Linked DNA regions of Homo sapiens: region 1 is linked to region 2. A link is an interaction called in ENCODE POLR2A ChIA-PET data of the cell type or tissue named here. Cell type or tissue: PC-9. All regions are shown on one strand. Links, peaks and the distances in the headings refer to the core of each region. The heading gives the core; the rest is flanking DNA.

Evidence for each region. Peaks named below come from ENCODE experiments on the same cell type or tissue, not always from the same donor. Only the 100,000 strongest peaks of a DNase experiment are listed, where the experiment ranks them.
Region 1: POLR2A ChIA-PET joins it to region 2 with 5 read pairs; 2 of 35 experiments call an interaction of 5 or more read pairs at or near these places.

The regions. Positions count from the first base shown.
Region 1 is chr1:94,616,243-94,619,166 of GRCh38, forward strand. It overlaps SLC44A3-AS1 (SLC44A3 antisense RNA 1), which reads right to left. Exons shown (of 6, transcript NR_160780.1): 6 at 110-829. The region is part of intron 1 of LOC105378861 (a long non-coding RNA gene); the gene reads left to right. Among named protein-coding and RNA genes, the nearest start is that of MIR12133, 74 kb to the left of the region's middle. In PC-9, for the core only: no CTCF peak of the experiment used is centred there; DNase peaks (open chromatin) are centred at 439 and 1,359; H3K27ac peaks cover 1,776 bases.
Region 2 is chr1:94,479,880-94,482,803 of GRCh38, forward strand. ABCD3 (ATP binding cassette subfamily D member 3) reads left to right here. Exons shown (of 23, transcript NM_002858.4): 9 at 585-727. Among named protein-coding and RNA genes, the nearest start is that of F3, 60 kb to the right of the region's middle. In PC-9, for the core only: CTCF peaks have their summits at 1,834 and 2,034; a DNase peak (open chromatin) is centred at 1,702; H3K27ac peaks cover 939 bases.

The sequences.
Region 1 (2,924 bases), core at 290-2,789, 140 kb after region 2:
TATGATGATGGTTTTTCCTACAGAAAGAATGGACACTTGAGAAAATAAAGGTTTTGTTGGGGAGGGGAAGAAGGAAGGGAGGAAAGATGAGCCTAAAGAAGTAAAAACATTTTTTCCAATTACAAATTTATTAACCCCTAAAATAATGTTATAGTTTCAGAGAAAATTAGAAGCATAGAAAAAAAAAAGCAAGATTGTGGTGACATATATGTAATTAACTGAACAAGCAGGAAGAATTCAAAAGCATTTGAATTGAGATCCTAGAATTCATAGCTGGTCTCCCTGCCCACCAAGAAGGCATGTTAATCTGGATTCTTTAGAGATAATAGAAATGTCTTAAATTCCTTTGGGTGCAGTAAAATGGCCCTAGCTTGCACTAGCCCCATTGAAAGGTAGAGATTAAATTGAAGATAACCAAGCACCTGTCATTCTTCCCACTGCCTTCTGGATCACTACAAAGAAATAAGGATTTGTCTTTTCAAAGAGCAGGAGAGCAGTAGCTCATGAGGCAGTGTTGATTGACGGTTCATGCTCGAAGAAAGGTATGAGTGCTGCACTCAATTTTAACTTAAAAAAAAATCTGAGACTTGTATTTCCTGTTAGAAAGCTCTGCAGAGGGGTGTGTCCAAGGATTCTGGAGAATTAATGACAGACATATGGGTAGCTTCTTAGCGACACAGGAGGAGATGAGATGCACGTATGCCGTGTGTTAGGGGGGTAATGGGTGCTTGGATTGAAACTCGTCTGCTGTTTGCTGAGCCCCACTCCTCCTTCAGAGTCGCTTTCAGGCCTCCATTTCTCCATGAAGCACTTTTAACACTGATCCACACTAAAAATAATGACAATAGCATATTAGTAACAATAGTAATTACCATTTATTCAATGCCTACCAGTTGCTAGGCACTATGCTAGGAGTTTAACATATAATATCTATTTCTTAACAATAATCCGATCCTAAAAACAATCCAACAAGCTTTATGCGTATTACCTCTGATTTTTATAACGAGTAAGATAAGTTTTATTATCCTTGCTTCACAGATGAGGAAATAGGCTTAGAGAGGTTGTAGTGTGCCCAAGTCCTCACAGCCTGTTGCAGACACAGCTGGCATTGGACACTTTCCTGAGGGCAAGGGTCTGGATGTGCACATCTTTTGTAGCCCTCATAGCACAGCCCTCAGTCCCTCTTGTTCTGCAAAAGGTCCTCAGCATATGTTATATGATTATGTGATTCTGTCAAAGGTGTTCAAATGAGAGTGACTCCATCTTGAATAGGGGCTGGGTAAAATAAGGCTGAGACCTACTGGGCTGCATTCCCAAGTGGTTAGGCATTAGGCATTCTTAGTCACAGAATGGGATAGGAGGTCGGCACAAGATACAGGTCACGAAGACCTTGCTGATTAAGCAGGATGTGGTAAGGAAGCTGGCCAAAATCTGCCAAAACCAAGATGGCAATGAAAGTGACCTCTGCTCATCTTCACTGCTCATTATACGCTGATTATAATACATTAGCATGCTAAAAGACACTCCCACCAGTGCCATGAAGTTTACAAATGACATGGCAACATCAGGAAGTTACCCTATTTGGTCTAAAAGGGAGAGGAACCCTCAGTTTCAAGAATTGCCCACCTCTTTCCCGGAAAACTCATGAATAATCCACACTTTGTTGCATATAATCAAGAAATAACTATAAGTATACTCAGTGGAGCAGCCCGTGCTGCTACTCTGCCTATGGAGTAGCCATTCTTTATTCCTTTACTTTTCTAATAAACTTGCTTTCACTTTGTGGAAATGCCCCGAATTCTTTCTTGCCCAAGGTCCAAGAGTCCTCTCTTGGGGTCTAAATTAGGATCCCTTTCTGGTAACACTTCAAATAAATATTTGCCATCTACATTTAGGGGTGGTACTATGGTGTGTGTACATCCTGGGGCTGGTATACAGGGAACCTGGATGTGGTCTCTGAGAGAGCTCGAGGCACCGGCATCCACTAGCCACGTGCTGCCAGCAGCTGGGCTGCCTGCCTCTCGCCATACTCATCCACATCCCAGAAAATGCCAGGATTTAGAGCCGGAGCTGACCACTCACACCATCTGGACCATCCCCATCTATAAATCTACACATATAGGGTCTTTTTTGAGTGAGACTCAGAGAGCGTGAGTCAACCAAGTTCATATAGCTAAAAGTGGCAGGGTTGGGACATGAATGCAGGTCACCTCCTAAACCTTCATCCCACCCTTTTCCATGATACAACAGCAAGGCAGGGCATGAGGGAATGTCAGAGCAGAAGATGGCCCTGGCTGAGCTGTCCATGGTGGCGGTCTTTCAGGGAACCCGCCCCGAAAATCACATAGGTTCTTTTCTGTTTTCCTAAGCATCTGCTGGCTTGAGAAATAAAGGGACAAAGTACAAAAGAGAGAAATTTTAAAGCTGGGCATCCACGGGGGACATCACACGTTGGTAGGATCCGTGATGCCACAAAACCAGCCAGTTTTTATTAGGGAAGTTTTTATTAGGGATTTTCAAAAGGGGAGGGAGTGTGCAAATAGGTGTGGGTGACAGACATCAAGTACTTAACAGGGTAATAGAATATCACAAGGCAAGTGGAGGCAGGGGGAGATCACAGGACCATAAGACTGAGGTGAAATTAAAATTGCTAATGAAGTTTCGGGCACCATTGTCATTGATAACATCTTATCAGGAGACAGGGTTTTGAGATCAACTGTTCTGACCAAAATTTATTAGGCGGGAATTTCCTCTTCCTAATAAGCCTGGGAGCGCTATGGGAGACTGGAGTCTATTTCACCTCTGCAGACTTGACATTAAGAGACAGGTACGCCCTGGGGGGGCCAGTTCAGAGACCTACCCCTAGGTGTGCATTCTCTTTCTCAGGGATGTTCCATGCTGAGAAAGAGAATTCAGTGATATTT
Region 2 (2,924 bases), core at 289-2,788:
AGTTATTAATACATAGTACAGCAGCTGGAAGCAAGATGTACACGCAGGGAAAGACAGAGCTCGTTCAGGGGGAGCTGAACTTGAGGCATCTGCACAGTATTAAGGTAAAGATGTGTAGTACTTATTTCTTGGGTTCATAAGAGTGATAGGACTAGAGGTATAGATTTGAGATGAGAAGAGAACTAAGGAAGGAGTTTGAGGGAATATTAACATTAAAAAAGAAGGCAAGAAAAAGAGGTCTAAGAATTATTGTGGAATCTTAAGAGATTATCAAGAAGAGTTCCAACAGGAGAGTGTTAGATAACATAGAAAAACTGTGAACTGCAATTAGGAGTTTTTAGGTGAGCAAAATGTAGGAGAGCTGAGGGATAAGCTACAGTGGTAAGAGGAAAAGCCCATGAGTAGTAAAAGTGTAGAGGCTACTGTGTACTTTTTCAGAAAAAAAACAAAGGGAAAAAATTACCCAGTAGGGCAATTTCTTTCAGTCATTGAGGTTAATTATAAAAATTGTACATGTTTGTATCTAAGTGAATTTATTATTATATCCCAGAACTTTGTGTATCTTTCTCTCCCAATAATAATAGGGCCCAGCGAGCATGATGGCCTACTTGGTTGTTTCTGGGCTATTCCTAACTCGACTTCGAAGACCCATTGGTAAGATGACAATAACTGAGCAAAAGTATGAAGGAGAATATAGATATGTTAATTCTCGGCTCATCACAAACAGGTAAAGACAAATGCATTAAAGCCTTGCTAAAAATTAATTTCTATGGATATTGATGTCATTTAAATTGACTCCAAAAAGTCTAGTGACACTGTTACTGTAATAATGTGCATATTGTGTTGAAAATATACATTATGAAAGAGACTAGTTTTATAAAGTAGTAATCATGAATATTTTGAACTCTTTTTCTTACTAACCATGTAGTATTCCTGATTCACCTGTTCATACCTTCTGTTGATGAATTTTCTGTTAATTTTACTTCAGACATAATCAGTTTACAATTCAAATTTCAACTTACAATACCTGTTCCAAGACAATTTTGTCTCAATTTTTCCACAAATATTTTTATTTTGACTGTTCATAATGCTCAATGATTCACTGTCACTGCATGTGCCTCTACCTATTTTCTAGAGTTTTTTAAATGTAAGATAGGAAGAAAAAGTGTGGACTTTGGAGCCAGCCATACTAGCTTCAAAATCTACCTCTTCCACTTATCAGTTGCATGTATTTGATTTTAGCGAATTATTCATAGTTTCACTTTTGTTTATAATAGGTAGATAATATAGGGTTGCAATGAGGATTAAATTTGATAATACATATAAAGCTTCCAGCTCAGTTTTTTATATGGAGCAACTGCTCAATAAATGTTCTCATATATTGATCTGTTAATGTTAAGTCATTTTGAGGGTTCTAATATGTATTTAATATTCTACTCTATAGGCATTTGCAAATGACAGTTCCCTCTTCCTTTATTTCCTTGGATTGCTAAAATAGTACAAGTTTTAAATAGGGTTTTTTGCTCTAGGGAGGCAGCGGAATAGAGTTAAGAGGTGATTTGCCAAGTAAATGAAAGATGCCTTTTAGTGAAAGAAGCAGAAAGCATGACTCATGGCTCCAGTAATAAGAACACTCACTGCTTCACGTGAGAACCCTTAAGACAGGGCAGTTCCAGGTATGGCATTATCAGGGCTCTGGCTCTCTGGTGTTCTCTTGGCTCTGCCCTGCTTTGTATGCTGCCCCATTCCTCGGGCTAATTCTTCTTGTGACCACAAGATGGCGATAGCAGTTACAGATTTCACTAGCTCCTCTCCCCTGCAGAAAGCTCCAGAAACAAAAAGGGGCCATCTCGCCTGGTGTGTCTTTATGAGAGCAAAGAAACCTTTCCCAAGAGTCCCACAACTGACTTTCCCTCATATCTTATTGGCTGGAATGGTTACTTGACCATGCCTAAAGCAATCACAGCAAAGTGATTGGCTTAGACCAGTTGGGACCCTAAATGGGGTTGAGGCATTCCTAAAGCATTAGGGTACATGGAAAATAATAGATAACTTTACAAAAGTTGGGATTATTTTAGGAAGAAGAACAATGAAGAGAATAGATGTTGGATGGGCAGCCATCAATATTCCAGGATGTTTTATCCTTTCAGATTTTTCATTAAGGCTAAAATGACTCAGTTCAGGAGGAGAATCCTCACCTCATCTTCTTCCATAGGCTTAGGTGTGGAGAGGAGATAGAAGGAAGTTTTTTTAAAAAGTAATTAGAGGTATAGAATTGTAGGCTTCTTATACTCTTGAGTCTCTGTCATTGTGTCAAGGAAACCATGAAACGCGTGACAAATGTGTCATATCTTATGGGAAGTTAATTTTACTTGAAGTGGTTGAGGTAGGTGGTACCTTGTTTTTATGAAAAACGCAGGTCCATTTCAAAATAGAAATATAAAACATAAATTGTTTAGGGGAAAAAAGAGACTTTAAAGAAATATTTCAACCTTGCCTTCTAGACTTCTCTATAAATATTTTTCTCTGCCATAAGAGGTACTTTGCTGGGAAAGCTTACATCATTCCTGTGTAATAGAAAGACTATAAATGTTAGGGTCAGATAGGAGTTATGATTTCAGCTCCCTGACCTGCTGGCTCTGCAACCTTTACAAATTTACTTAACTACACTGAACTTCTCTTCATCTATAAAATACCTTTTTTTTCTAGTCGTGATCCCTGTGGCCCTTGTGGACCCATGCACATCTGCTCAGGAAACGTGGAATTGTTGTGAGGATATGATGGGGTTCCAGGGTTTCCTCCTGGGAGCTGGCACTTTGAAGCCGGTGGGACTTAGCCTGCTTTTCTGTCTTTAAAAGGCTGTATGTCAAGTCATCACTATCCATCTTTTTCTAGCTGTTGCTTTTTCATCTCTTTCTTGTTTG